2 separate regions of the Homo sapiens genome follow, and region 1 is linked to region 2. A link is a loop called in an ENCODE intact Hi-C map of the cell type or tissue named here. Cell type or tissue: endothelial cell of umbilical vein. All regions are shown on one strand. Links, peaks and the distances in the headings refer to the core of each region. The heading gives the core; the rest is flanking DNA. Region 1 holds the start of GSTA5 (glutathione S-transferase alpha 5). Region 2 overlaps PAQR8 (progestin and adipoQ receptor family member 8).

What was found. Peaks named below come from ENCODE experiments on the same cell type or tissue, not always from the same donor. Only the 100,000 strongest peaks of a DNase experiment are listed, where the experiment ranks them.
Region 1: it touches region 2 in a loop (23-fold over the local background); 1 of 110 quality-filtered maps calls a loop at or near these places.

Annotation. Positions count from the first base shown.
Region 1 is chr6:52,835,205-52,842,938 of GRCh38, reverse strand. It overlaps GSTA5 (glutathione S-transferase alpha 5), which reads left to right and starts at 2,126. Exons shown (of 6, transcript NM_153699.3): 1 at 2,126-2,212; 2 at 5,330-5,381; 3 at 6,571-6,703. The coding sequence starts at 2,126. In endothelial cell of umbilical vein, for the core only: a CTCF peak has its summit at 3,180 (motif pointing left); a DNase peak (open chromatin) is centred at 3,158.
Region 2 is chr6:52,404,021-52,411,754 of GRCh38, reverse strand. It overlaps PAQR8 (progestin and adipoQ receptor family member 8), which reads right to left. Exons shown (of 2, transcript NM_133367.5): 2 at 3,978-7,734. The coding sequence ends at 7,477. Among named protein-coding and RNA genes, the nearest start is that of EFHC1, 12 kb to the left of the region's middle. In endothelial cell of umbilical vein, for the core only: a CTCF peak has its summit at 4,174 (motif pointing left); a DNase peak (open chromatin) is centred at 4,164.

The DNA.
Region 1 (7,734 bases), core at 2,187-4,686, 430 kb before region 2:
AACATCACACACCGGGACCTATAGTGGGGTGGGGGCCTAGGGAAGGGATAGCATTAGGAGAAATACCTAATATAGATGACGGGTTGAAAGGTGCAGCAAACCAGCATGGCATGTGCATACCTATGTAACAAACCTGCATGTTTTGCACATGTACCCCAGAATTTAAAGTATAAAAAAAAGATTTTGATGTCTAAATTTAAGTCATACATACTTTTGTAGAAGTACATTAGTTGACGGCGGGTGCAGTGGCTCACGCCTGTAATTCCAGCACTTTGGAAGGCTGAGGCAAGTGGATCTCCTGAGGTCAGGTGTTTGAGACCAGCCTGGCCAACATGCTGAAGCCCTGTCTCTACAAAAAATACAAAATTAGCCAGGTGTGGTGGCATGTGCTGGTAATCCAAGCTACTTGGGAGGCTGAGGCAGGAGAATCACTTGAAACTGGGAGGCTAAAGTTGCATGAGCTGAGATTGCACCATAGCACTCTAGCCTGGGAAAAAAACAGTAAAACTCCATCTCAAAAAAAAAAAAAAAAGAAATACATTAGTTGTTAAAGGCAAGTATATTTTTCTTCTAAACTCAACAACCACAAAACTTTGCAAGAAGAATCTTAATGTTTAATCACAGAGCTGGGGGTTTGGAGAGAATATGCAACTGTTCCTAAGTCCTGGCACTGGAACTCCTGCTTTCAATGAGTCCTGTGTCCTTCCATTCACATTCATGATACAATTAGTTGCATCTGTCCTTGCAGCCATTGGTTTTCATTCTCTGATACTCTGCTATGTTCCACCTCCCAAACAGCCTGGGATAGAGCAAGGGCTATCAAACTTCACTGATGAGCCCAGTCAATTTCTCTCTAACCATTTACAACAAGCAGGTGAGCGTGCACACATGCAAACATCCATACACACAATATACAAATAACTGAAACTAACAACTCATGAAACATTACTTACCCTTCAACATGTCATGCTCACTGATATTTTTATTCTTTTCTATTTTATTTTAAAAAGTACTGGGGTTTCACAATCTACTGAAAGATTACCATGCATATTTGAGAAACATTAACATAGAAAATAAGACTCAGTCTTTAGTTTTTAATAGCAGTGAGTCTGCATCCCAGATCCACCACTTAATCTGGGTAAGTTACTTTAAAAACCTCAGTATCCTCAACTGTAAAATGAGAATAGCAACAGCCTTTCACCTTAGGTGATTTTTGTAGGACAAAATGAGAGAAGTTTAGAAGAATGGCCAGTGTATGACTGACGTTGAACAAATGCTAGCTCCTTCCATATCCTGCAAAGTTAATGCAGCAACATCTCTTTTGCCAGGTTATAAAACAAAATGCCCCCCACAGAGTTAAAATATAGAACACCAAAAGAAGCAAGGTATTAGCATTCTCTGTTGAAAGACTTTGGATCTTCTAGCTACAGTAAAACAAGTCTGAAGCCTAATTTCTGGTTTTGATCAAATGCAGTCTCACAGCCAGAGAGCTGAAGAGTGACTTAGCTCCCTGCCGGTCCTCCCTGTCAGTGACATCCTCTGGTTTCACAACCAGTTCATGGGTTCCCAGGGCCTTCACCCAGATGTCTTCCAGGCGTGACTTCATTTTAGTCCTTGGTGTAGATATTCATGTCCATCACCAACCAGAGTGTGACTGTGAACATTGTATTTCTCTGATGTTCGATTTCATTAACTAAAAATTGGAGAAAACAACCATTTAATGAGACTATAAGGAGGGTTAAAGATATAAAATATTGAAAGGGACTAGCATTGAGGAAGGATCATGAGGAAGTTTTCAATAAATATTAGTTCTTGAATTCTTCCCCTTCCATTAACTCCTGTACATGTATTATTACCACATACTCTCACCTCTTAGGCTGCCAAGAAAAGTCACAGGTAAACAATGAAGACTTGAGACTGGTTTGAGGGTGGCCACTGCTGGGTAACAATTTGAGCCAAGAAAACATTCCAGGAACTCCTTCAACCCAGTCATGAAGAAGGCAGGTTCTTCTTCAGCATTGTTTGTGGTTTTCAACCACACATCCTAAAGTACATTTTTGATTCTATCGTTTCAATTATTCATTCATTCATTCAGGCTTAGAGAAACCTCCAGGAGACTGCTATCATGGCAGAGAAGCCCAAGCTCCACTACTCCAATGCACGGGGCAGTATGGAGTCCATTCGGTGGCTCCTGGCTGCAGCTGGAGTAGAGGTAGGTTCTGAGTAAGGTCATCTTAAGTTGGATTTAAAATTGCGTTATCACATACTTTTCCCACAGAAACTATGCAATGATTACTTACTGAAGCATTGTGCCTTAAATAAAAATGGACTGTAATTAAGAAAAAGATGAATAGATTTGACCTAAAAATTGTTAAAATTTCTTCTTATCTAAGAGCATACATATTAAAATACAATTAAGAAACTAATCAAAAAGTGTAGAACTTAAGTGGATTAGAATTTAAACAAACTGTAAAAAATAATTTATGGCATTAGAAACTTGGATATTGACTGAATATTTGATGACATGAAATAATTATTGTTAATATTTCATGTGTGATAATGTACTATGGTTATCTTTAGAACAGTTTATGTGTTTTAGGAAAACACATTGAAGTATTTAAGGATTAATCATATGGATCTGGGATTTCTTTGGAATTATTACAAAAGGAGAAGTAGGTGGGCATAAATATAACTTCACATTGGTTTTGGTTGATAATTATTGATTCTAGGTGAGAAATATAAGGAGAATTTTTATGCTTTTCTGTTTATTTTTATTCATGTTCATAATTTCCACAACAAAAAAATGAAAATACGTAATATTTAAAAATGGCTGTAGTTAGAGGTAAAATGCAAACTATAAATGAGAGGTGTAAGGGAGTGGATTGTAACAAACTACCTATTAAAGATTGACTACATTCACAGCAATTATTTGTTGAGCACTTATTAATTCCAGGTTCTGTACTAGGTCATGGAGATAGACAGTGAACAAGACAGACACAGTCCCTGCCCTGGGGCGGCCTACATGTCTATGAGGATGCAGACAAGTAAACACGTGGTTAAAATGAGGCGTGGAGGCTTCTAGAACACCCAAGCATTCCCCAGTGTTACCAGGTCATCCTCCCAGTGTTTGAGTAGGAAATGCCTGGAGGTGTCTGTGGGACTCCGCTGAGTGCTGCCCTCTAGAGGTGTCACTGAGAAAAACACTTCCCAGTCCAGACCAGAGTCCTTCAGCGACTGCCTGAGGGTTTTCCTGGGAAGTGAGTCATGGACAAACTCAGGAGATCTTGTCCCTCGGGTGGCAGCAGAAAAGGGGGGTTTCAGGTGAGGTGGCGTCCTGTGAAGGGAACTTCTAGCGCGCCCCTTCAGCCTCACAGCGCCGTGTGGACCTGAGCCTCGGAACGGTACTTTGTGCGTTGCTTCACGAAGGCTTGGGACTTTAGCCTCACCCTTTCTCAGTTCTATGAAGAAATAAGCACATAAGAAATCCAAACACTATCATTCTAGGTTGTTTCCTTTGTACAAATGAATACCCTGTTTCACTGTCACGCAGACATCAGCTCTGCAGCTCAGGGATGTGTTCAGAGCCCGGGTAGGAAGAGTTCAGCAGGAGGGAGGGAGGGGCAAGGCTGGGAGGAACCCAGGTTCCCAGGTCTCCATCCAGCCTGACTGAAGGCGGGGGCAGGGCTGACTGCAGACCTTGCTCAGGCTTCTGGGGTCTCAGCGCCCTAAGGCTGATGATCACAACCCAGTCCTCACATCCCACTTGCCAACCCCACCCCACCTTGTCTACCCTCCTTCCTGGACCACCCACCGTTCCTTAGGTTTGTCCTGAACTGGATGCCTTATTAATTGCTGGCACACACCCCCATGACCTCTAGATCCTGGTCCTGTGTGATCATAGATCCACAACAAATTCTGTTCCATGGAGCAAGCCAGAAACCCCCAAATTCCTGATCTTTCACCATAAAGAACTCCATTAAAGTATAATTAGCCACTGGAAACACCGCTACTATTTATTACTTGATGTATGTGGGTCAGGCCCTGTATCATGCATTTTGAAACATTACAAAATTCCATTTAAGAAAATATTATATTCCCATTTTGCAGATTAAGAATCTAAGGCTTGAAGATTTTAAGCAATAATTCCTAGATCACACAGCTATTTTGAGGCAGAGTCAAGATTGGAACCAGATCATAACAACATTGAAATCCAGAAAACCTTGATAACTTTTGCTTAGACTTTTGGTTTGATAGATTCTGCCTATTTAAGTCAACTGCATCATTATGTAATAACTGAATTTCATATCTGTATTAAATACCTGCAACCACTCATAGCTTCTGGTCAGATTGAGACAGCCTTGTTGCTGGCTGCTATTTCCACCAAAGTGACTTGTCTCAGGATGAGGTGGAATTTACTCCAATGTTTAAGTTACTGGATGTAGATCAAGAACTAAGTATAGTTTCAAAATTCTAAACATAACTTATATTTAACGAGCAGTTACTATACACCTGCTACTTTTCTAAGTGCTTTGCATGACCTTGTAATTTAATCTTGATATCAGCCTATACCATAGGTGCCGTAAGTATACCCATTTCATAGATTAGCATACTCAGACACAGAGAGTTTCGGTAACATGTCCAAAGTCAAGAAGACAGTACATGAAAATGGTGATATTGAACCCACAAAACCACATCAGAAACCAGAGGTTTTCATGAAAAATAATGTTAGTGTGGGACTCTAATTCCTTTATTAAATTGAGAATTTTACCCTATTGGGTCCCATGTACTTCAGAAGAGAAAATTATAGTTGCAAGTGTGAAAGCTGTGCAACAGCTGCAACTTATTTCACCCTTAGCAGGGTTCCTGAAAAGTGGGGTGATATAAATTATAGCAGAGGCTCCTTGGTGGCAGAATATTTGATGGCCATTAGCCCATGGCATACCCCACACTGGGGACACACAAGGTTGTGGTCTGATCTCTCCTGGAGACACGGGCTTTACTAAGATATGACAACACCATAACTAGGAGAACTGCTCAGTGCCTTCTTTCCAGTGATGTCCCCTCTCAAAATATGACCTAATCATAGACATTCATCAGAACAGGGTGGCAGTGAACTAAAAGATTGAGCAGCTATGTGCTGTGACCCATGCACTTTTCTCAATGAATTAGGTCTAAACTTCCAAATGGCCATTACCAGCCCCCTCTGTATATCCTGCGAAACTCAGAAATCTTATATTCTCCAAATCATGCACCAGATAGGGGCCATTCAACATCACAAGTCTATAATAGAATTAACTAAGAAGAACCCATTTACTGTTTCTGCTTCCAGTTGGAAGAGAAATTTCTAGAATCTGCAGAAGATTTGGACAAGTTAAGAAATGGTAAGATCAATCTCTAAGTAACTCTGATGAGAGTTTCTAGTAGAAGGTACAGAGGAACGTTGAGCAGCCAGGAATACCTATGTGTGTGGGGGGTGATATTTAGTCACGGTGGAGAGGGAGAAAGTGGTTAAAATGGAAGGGATGTGGCTCCTTGATCAGGTCTGGCAACTCTCTCCAAGCTAAAAGGACCAGACCTCTCAGAGTATTTGTTAGAGGAATGATATCCCGCCCCCGGGGAAAGCCCTTTTTCTGTTTTCATGCTTGGGGGACCGTCAGTGAGCTGTGGTTATCAGCACAGGATCCCATAGAGCCCTCCCCATCCAAGCACACGCAAGAACATGCGCTAGATGAAAGGAGGAAAAATCGACGTGGCCATTGCCTTGAGGTTTTTCTTTCATGGGGGGGCGTGACAAAGTAACACTGTGGCACTATTGCAGGCTTTGAAGAGCAGAAAAGGGGACCCTTATATTAAAAACCTCTCAGAACCTGCCTTAGATGTCGCAAACACCATGAGACTTACCCTGAGAACTTCCCATTTTAAATGGCACCTGTTGCCAGTCCTATTGTAACTTGTCCCAACCTCTTCCTAAAACATCCATGAAGATAAATCAACACAAAAAATACAAGAGTCCTGCTATGTATCTGGAGGGGAAATAAAAACAAAAATGAAGTAACAGGATAAAAAGTAGAAGGAAGCTGCTTAAGAAAAAGAAGAACTACAGGAAACTTTTAAAAAATGTTGTTTGGGCCGGGTATGGTGGCTCACACCTGTAATCCCAGCTCTTCGAGAGGCTGAGGCGGGTGGATCATTTGAGGTCAGGAGTTCGAGACCAGTTTGGCCAACATGATGAGATCACGTCTCTACTAAAAATACAAAAATTAGCTGGGTATGTTGGCACATGCCTGTAATCCCAGCTACTCAGGAGGCTGAGGTAGGAGAATTGCTTGAACCCAGGAGGCAGAGGTTACAGTGAGCTGAGATCGTCCCACTGCACTCCAGCCTGGGTGACAGAGTGAGACTCTGTCTCAAAAAACAAAACAAGGAAAAAAGTTGTTTCAAGTGAAAACTTAACAGGCAATAATTTCTTTTTCATTTCACAAATTTAGTCATTTCCATAACCATTTTTTTCATCCCAAAAGGGTGGGTTTCATAGACACTTCATACTCCTTTTTTTTTCTTCTTTCTAAGATGGGAGTTTGCTGTTCCAGCAAGTACCAATGGTTGAGATTGACGGGATGAAGCTGGTGCAGACCAGAGCCATTCTTAACTACATTGCCAGCAAATACAACCTTTATGGGAAAGACATGAAGGAGAGAGCCCTGTATGGTATATTTTCTGTTCTTCCATCCACAGAGAACACAGAGTGATTTAAGTCCTTCTTTGAGTGGGTGGGACCATGGCAGGGCATCATGACCAGCAGCAGGCTGGGTCTTGAGGATGCACGCTGAGGTCCAGTATTGCAGAGTCCCATGGAGATGAGGGAACAGTGAACATGGGGAGGGTTCAGGCAAGGGTGATTCTAAAAGAGGATGCAGTCCATGGATCCTGCAACCTGACTGAGGTTTCCAGACACTCATAAACCCTATGAACTGAGGAGGATGGGGAATCATGATTCAGGTACTCAGAACTTCAGAGGCTAGACTCCAGCCAACAGCGTAGGGCAAGGCATAGAATGTCTGAGAGTCTGTAGATGAAGGCCTGGGGAGGGAAGGCTGTAAACAAGCTGAATCTCAGGTCCCAGTAATTCCAAGAATCATGACCAGGAACCTAAATTACCAACCAATTATATGGGCCAGAACACTTGAGCAGGGCTAGTAGAGGCTGGTGCCCAGGATGCTGGGGTTACCTTGACACATGGATAGAAGGCTGAAACAGCCAGATTGATTCAATACCAACAAAGCCAAGGGGTCTCCTCTCTGTTGTGATGAGACTGCATAATTACAAATAAATCCTGAATGGAACTGTTGGCAGCTCCACAAAAACTTTAACATAGTATTACCAATGACCCAGCAGTTGCTCTAGTAGGCATATCCCCAAACAATCAAAAATACATCCACACTAAATTTTTTACAGAAATGAACAATGCAAATAACAATATTCATAGTATTCAAAAAGTGGAAACAACCCAAATATCCATCAATCAATAAATGGAGGAGAAAAAATGCCTTAGCCATGCAATGGAAAGATATTTGGTCATGAAAAGGAATGAAGTACCAATGCATGCTACAAGATGGTTAAACAATAAAGACATGTTACATAAAATACACAAGACACAGAAGGCCAAGTATTATAGGATTCTTTTTGTATGAAATGTCCAGATATTCAAATCCATAGAGGTAGCAAGTAGATTAG
Region 2 (7,734 bases), core at 2,673-5,172:
TACACTTAGGAATCTCAGCCTTGGTACCATTCGACAATAACAGTATAAGGACTTTTGCTTGGCTAAAGTGTCTAGAAATAAAATGAGAACTGCATCCTTAGGTTTACTTCATTTATCAGGGGTGGGGAGATGGAAATCTACATTACACTTCCCTCTTAATTTTAAACTTTTTATGGTTCACACAAGTGACAATGTGAGAAGTTAGAGGAAAGAATCTTCTACATTCACTTAATTTTAGTGGCTAAGAATATAGACTCTGGATTCAAAGGCCTGAGTGTCTGTGAGATTCCATTACTTAAGAGCCAGGTAGTTGTGGGCAAATTTACTTTATGCCTCAGTTTCCTCATTTGCAAAATGGAGGCAGTATTAGTGCCTACCTCACAGGGCTACTATGAGGGTTAAATGAAGGAATCTAGGAAAACAGCTCAGCTCAGTTCTTGGCAAGTGGTGAGTACTAGATAATGTAAACTGTTATTATCCCCAATTTATAGGCTCTGCCTTAGACATGTCATGTCATTTCTGCCCAGAGGATTATCCAGAGTACAAACTAGTGTCCAAAGAATGAGAAAACATTCAAAGCCTATGTCAGAAGCAGAGGTCAACATTCTGGGCACTTTAAAAATGCTCTGGGAGGAATCTGGGAAGAATTCTGCAAGCATGAGAGTGTGGCCACAGGAACACAGAGTTTGCTGGCCTACACATGGAATAACTTGATGTCAGTCTGGTTTTGTGCATATTGCAGGAAACAGAATTTGCTCTATTTCCTAAAGGCAAAGTAATGTGCAATTAGTAATTAATCCATATCGATAGATAGCTACCCTGAATTTCCTTGGACAGAATTCTTCCTCACATACCCCATTCCCAAAGTCACAGTAAAAGCAATTCTTCACAAGACCTATACAACTTGTCCTCATCTTCTGCTGTATTTTCCCTCTCTGCATTTTCCCTCCTGGCCATTCCTGGCATGCCCTAGGCTCAGAGCCCTTGCACTTCTTCCCTTTGCCTGGGTGAGAAACAGAGCTGGCTCCATCACCTTTTTTGGTATTCTTCCCTGATCCTGTTTAAAATGGCACACTTACCAATTTCTCCAGTCTATCTCTCTTCCTTGCTCTCTGTTTCTCCTTGGCACTGTTATCTTCTAATATATAATTTATTGATTTGGTTCATTGTTTCTCCATAAGGGCAGGAATTTGTGTGTTTTATTCATTCCTGTATCCCAGGTGCCTAGAACAGAGCCTGGTATCCAGCAGTGGTCACTGTGGAAGGACTGACAATGAATCCACATACTCACAGGTTCAGCAGGCCAGTCCTTACCTCCAGTAAAGGTATTTCTAGCACAGTCCTCTCTGAGAGCTTGATTCAGGAGAAACATTCCATGCAATTCTTTCAACATGAGAGACAATGTATCATTGGCTTGGATTAATGAGCCAGTATCAGCCACAACAACATCAAATTACCTACATAATATAATGTCAGAAGGGAGTGTAATGTCATTCTCGGTACTCCTGTAAACTGAGCCAGACGGTTGATTTTGTAACTTAAAGAATAAAATACTAGGCTGCTTAAAATTTCTAGTTTACAATATCTGTTTTTTCAGGAATCTTTACATGACACTGCTACACCTTTTATCATTGACAATATTTTGACATAAGCCTTATTTTTCCCTAACAGGGATTTTATTTTACTGATGGATCCAAGGATTATCTTTTCTTACTACTTTTCTAGTTTCTTTAATAAGCATATATTGCTTTAAGAAATAATCAAAGACTTTTTTGTGCTTTCTAGTAAGTCTGCAAAACTCTTTCATATGGCAGAGAAACATTTTTTAAATCCCATGTTCAAGTTCATATCTCTTGTCAAAATCCCGGGGAAAGGTGATTGTTTAAAGAACTGACAATCCCATCAAAAGATAAAAGGGAGGATTTGAGATTTGGCAGGACTTTCTCATCCAAGGATCCAAACATATTTTCAGGAAACTGACTGGAGAGTAGGACTTGACTTTATAATCCAGTCCCCAAGGGCCCATGGACAATGAACTTTGGGGTTCTGAGAAGCCTCTGTGATGCAATGAATGCTTTATTCTGCATCCAAGGATGTGGGTGGAGTGAAGTCACTTTAACTCAAAAAAGAAATGATGCAACCCTGGCTATGCATGAGATATTAGGATCAAAAGTTAAAAGATTATGTCAAAGTGTACATAATGCATAAAAGTGCTTCATTTGCTGTAAAAAGCTCTGCAAGTATTTGGTGCTGATGTTTCTGATTAGCTGGACCGTGAATTTTTCTGAAGGAAAAATGAGTTTAAACATTATAACTAGTTGTGTGGCTTCAAACCAGTCACTTGACCTTTCTAGTGTTTCCTAGTTCAATGGAGACCTGTTTGGCCTTACTTACCTCATACAGTTTAGAAGCTCATATTGATGTGGAAATGTTTTAGAAATCATAATGCACAATAAAATTTGAGCTGTTATTCTGTAGCCTTCCATATGGTCCAGGCCTCTTGGAATCTTAAAATATAGTGAATACCTCTTCCAGTGAGAATCCTGTTATGTAAGAAAAGCCCTTACCATAGATAGATATGCTCCCAAAGTTAATATTTAAATGAATTATCTTTTTAATGCAATGATTTTCCTTCCATGTTAAATTACTTCTATAATAATTCCACAAAGGATATGGTTATTGTTTTAAGGAGGTAGCCAGAGTGCAGCATGCTGTTTTCAACTTACCAAGTTAGGAACCTGTATTCAGGTTGGAACCACACATCCTCTTCCTTGAAGGATGGGACTTTATGTACCTGGGAAGTCGCTACTGCTTGTGGAAATTTAGGCCTTCTCTCTCTCTCTGTCTGGATGTGTCAAGGATCCCCATGACTGAGTTAAAACAACTAGAGGGTAGTGAGAAGGGTCGGAGAAGTAGCAGGAGTAACGGGAAGTAGAGGCAGCTTTAAGGTGACTGCCTTGCTACAGGGGAAGATGTTTCCAACCTCTGGAGGTAAAGGGGAGAGAGGGCTTAATCCTTATGAAGAAGTTCTGGCCCAAACCAGGTCCCAGCCTCCTGGCCCTCAGGCTGTGATTGGAACCACGATCCGGGGAGAGGGACCCTCATGGCCCAAGGAAAAGATACTGGTCCTCATTTAGCAGACGGCAGACTCTCTGCCCACAGAGTGTGTTTTTCCACACTGTGGTGTCTCCAGAGCCAAGGTGGTACCTTTCACCAATAGGTGCTCAATAAATTCTTGCTAAATTAATAACTGAAGAGTGGTTAAACTAGTAACAGTAACAACAGAAGGATTTTCAAACTGCCTGGGGCCCCTGCTGGTGAAAAAAAAAGGGTTTGGGCAAGAGTGACAACCATAATTCGACCAGTGGAGCCTCTAGCCATAGAAATGCTGTTTTCTTAGTGATTATGATAGTACTATAGCCTGAAGCTGCAGTTGCAGCTTCAGCAGTGCCTAGAGAATCACCTTTTACACAGCTCTTTTAATCTAACTTTGAAGGCTACATAATTAGTTGGTTAATAGATGCCACATTTCACAACACGTACATTGTAGTACCTGCTATAGTTAAATCATAGTATAATTCATAATTTTTACATTTATAAAATTGTAGCCAATGAATTAAAAATGTTGAAATCTTTTACACTATCATCTATGAAACTAGGAATATTTATTTAATTACATTGAAATCTTCAGAGAAATCAACTTCATAGCATTTTGTGGGGAAGCAATTTGTTCTACTCACAAGTAGGTATTAGGGTGTGTGTATGGGGGATATGTGTATGGGGGATAAGGCATGGAGATTTTTTAAAAGTTTTTATACTTTCCTGCTTCTTGGTAGAGATAGTGTCCTGACCTCCTTTTCCTGACAATGTTTGTATAAATAAAACCTTTCAGAGGGGGCCTCTTCAGGGTAGTCCTTGTTAAGACCTTGTCAAAGAAACAAAGTAGCTGTTTCTTTAAACTGCTGACACTACAACAATGCATATACAAAATCACTTTAATGGTTATTCATATAAGTAGATTTATATAGACAGAAAATAGCTCCATTTTTTTTTTTTTTTTTTTTTTTTTTTTTTTTGCCAAGCAAGCAAAACACAAGACCAATAGAATTAGTAGACAGAAGCCTTGGGGACAATGGCAGTGCCCTTTCTGAGTAAGACATGAATGCCATCTGGAGGATCCATTTGAAACTACAGTGCAGTAACCAAAGAACCTAATGTTTTCAAGCATAAAGGTACTTTTTGTGAACAGGTGGGCAACACAGGCAGGAATAACTACCTTCATTCTATGGACTTAAATTCCTATTTCTTTCTAGCTTCCAGTAGAAGACTCTTGAGAATATTGTTGTTGAGTGAAGTACTTTCCGCTGAAATGGGAAATGAACCCCTAGAGTCTTACAAGTATTATTAAGCATCAGTAAATACAGGTCAGGAAGAATTAGGCAAGAGAGAAGCAGGCAAATGTGTCCTGTTTGCTGTGTCCTGCCATCTCCTCTCCCTACACTGCATTTCATTCATGAGAGGATGTAAATGACTGATAGTTTAGTTTTTTCAAAGGTATTTACATTTTCATAGGTTGAAAGTCTAAATTAAGAGAGAGAGAGATAAAGTTAACCAGCAGAATTTCCAGTAGATATGTTGGAGGGGCTATGGTTGAATAAGCCATCTCCTTTATAAAATTGTTGATTATTCCTTTTAAACTAGGTCTGTTTCTTACTGATACACTAACTTTAACAAAAATGTTTTAAAAGGATTAATTCCTCAAAAGTCTGAGTAGTTAAAAACATCTGCATTTCCTAGTTTATTTCTAAGAAGATTCTGATATTCTGAGGGCATGTCATAGAGTCTCCTACCTCAATGCCTCTCAAATATCTCCTATTAAAAAACTGTTTCTAGGGCAGGCGTGATGGCTAATGTCTGTAATCCCAACACTTTGGGAGGCTGAGGTGGGCGGATCACTTGAGTTCAGGAGTTCAAGACCAGCCTAAGCAACGTGGCAAAACCCTGTCTCTACAAAAAATGCAAAAATTAGCCAGGTGTGGTGGCACGCGCCTGTAGTACCAGGTACTTAGGAGGCTGAGGTGGGAGGATTGCTTGAGCTGGGGAGGTCGAGGCTGCAGTGAGCCGTGATTGCATCACTGCACTCCAGCCTGGGCGACAGAGTAAGACCCTGTCTCAGAAAAAGAGATTAAAAAAAAAATTTCCAACCACTTGAGGGGCCAATACTTGTATAAATTAAAATTGTATGGCAATATCTTCATGCCTGTTCCTGTGCTCATCATGTCACAGGCCATTAACAATGTTCAGATTGGCACTGGTCTGTGCACCCATCTGATCATTGCTCTACCTCCGGTTCTCTCTTTTAAAAAATACGTGGATTTGAACTAAAGATCTCTGCCCACAATACCACCAGTTATATTCAAGAGCTTGACTTACACCTTCTTCCCTTCTGCTCTCTTCCCTCCCTTCTCCTTCCAACTTTCAAAATAAGTCTTTGAATCCGTAATAAAGAAAACTTCAAATAATTTCTAGTCCCTATTTTAAATTGACCTTCTACTAACAACGTATTTGCACAATTCCCCCATCCTCTTGTTCAGTTCAACCCAGTTCAGTTTTGCTAATTTTATTTGCCATAAATTTGTCCTAGACACCAGAAGCTTGTATAAGACACTTGGGTAACACAGAAGTTCAGATATTTGAGGATTAACAGGAGAAATCCATCTAAGAAAACAATGTAGCTGACAAGACGCATGCTTTCTTGATATAAAGATTATTGGAAAGCTTCAGTTGAATATGTTTGTTTGTGGCCAAAATAGATTGAGAAAGTCTTTTGATTGATAAGCAATTCTAGCTTTCTGAAGTTTCTTTCATTCACTAGTTGAAGAGCAATATATATTTTTTCTTATCCCAATAACCCAGAACAGAAAATTCTACATGAGCATATATTGTGTTCATACATTTCCATTTATAAGGCACAAAACCCACAAATCTCACAAAAAGGAAGAAAACAAAAGATTTGAAGACAATAAAGTAAACTCGGAGGAGGTTCATCAAACTGGAGTTAAATCATGTCCCTTTTTAGTAACTAAGGGACCTCATACTGACAGGAATCATTGCCTCTGAAAAGAGGGCTTCTGAGCCCTTCTTTTGACACAGCCTCCTTCACTGGATTAGTGCAGAAGTCAATCCTCAGGGAGGGCTGCATGGCCACAACACATCAATCCCAAGCACCACCTATCCCATAGAAGCTTCTGGGCAGCAATGCTCCAAACAAACCAGGGTGCCTGGTTCACATGTTCTCACCCAAAGGAGCCTTCAGGGACCAATCCACAGTAAACACACATGCTTGCCTATCCCAGTACTTGAGTATTTTATGGGTTCTGCTCTAAGCTGAAGCAGAACTGCCTGCCTGAGAACCCTGAACTAGGTTAGTTTTGTGGGTCCTTCGTGGGGCAGCATCTATGTAGGAGGCTGGACTTTGGGTTCCTCTTGAAATAATGAGGTCCCTAGAGGGATCCTTAGAACCAACTAATCCTACCAAGAGCTTTTAAAACATGCTGGTCAAATATGGCGATTCCCTGGTGCAACCCCCAGATCTCCTGGTCTGTTAGGCAGCCCTGATAACTCTCAAGTAATCCTGTAGTCCACTGGTAAAAAATAGATGGGTCCCATGATACCATATAGTATCTATGCTTATTGGCTGGGCCTCCTGGTGGCTCTTGGCACTGTAATTTCTAGTACTGTTTAGATTAGTATTATATGAGAATAAGCTTCCTGAATGTCCACATGAATCCAAGCATTTCCTGGAAGTATGACTGCTTCCTAGTCCTTTATATTACCATGCAAGGTAGGGATGTGAGTGAACAGCACGTCAGAGAAAACTGCCAGGTGTAGACAGTTATCCTGAGAAAAGGGTTAGTATTATAGTTGTCGAGAAAGGAGGGACCAGAAATCAGATGAACTGAGTAATTCATCATGTCATCTTGAAGGCTTTTCCACTCTGGACAATTTGAAATCCAAATGAAATTCGGTCCTTGGGTCAATTTATTCCATTACCAAAGAACAGCATAGTAGGATAGCCATTCCAACAGGGTGAGGACCAGCCACCTACTTACTTTCCAGTCCAATTTTATTATCCATTCAGCTTTTAGGAATTGCCCCTGGAGGCCATAGTCGGAATTTTGCTAAATTTTCAGGCATGAAGATGATTCTCCTTAATTCAATGTCTCATGAATCTTAGTCAAGATCCCTTCCCTTCCTGTGCCTTGTTAAGCTATGATCCAAAAGGAAAAGGAGTATTCCTTTTATTAACAACAACAAAACTCTTAAATCCTTTGGCTTTCAAACACTGCAGCTATAACATATCCTTGGATATATGTATTAATTTAAAAGCCAATGCCTTAAAAGTCAGCTTCTATTGTATCAAGTTTTCTCCAAATTATGAGGGGCTTCCTCCACACGTTGCCCCACTTGCCAGCCTCAGGAATCTTTCTTGGTCAGTCTGGCCTTGACTTTGTGCCTCAGAAGGGCTGCGGTGGCAGCACTGCAGGCAGCCAGGAAGAAGAAGGAGAGGCAGGCCATGTGGACAGATAGGGGTCCATGGCGCTGCAGGAAGATCTCCTGCCGCCCCTGGTAGTCCAGGAGGATGGCCTCCAGCTGGGAGAGCGTACAGATGGACAGAAATGCATGGAAGATCTGATGCCCATGGCCCACGATGTCACAGGAACCCGGGAAGTA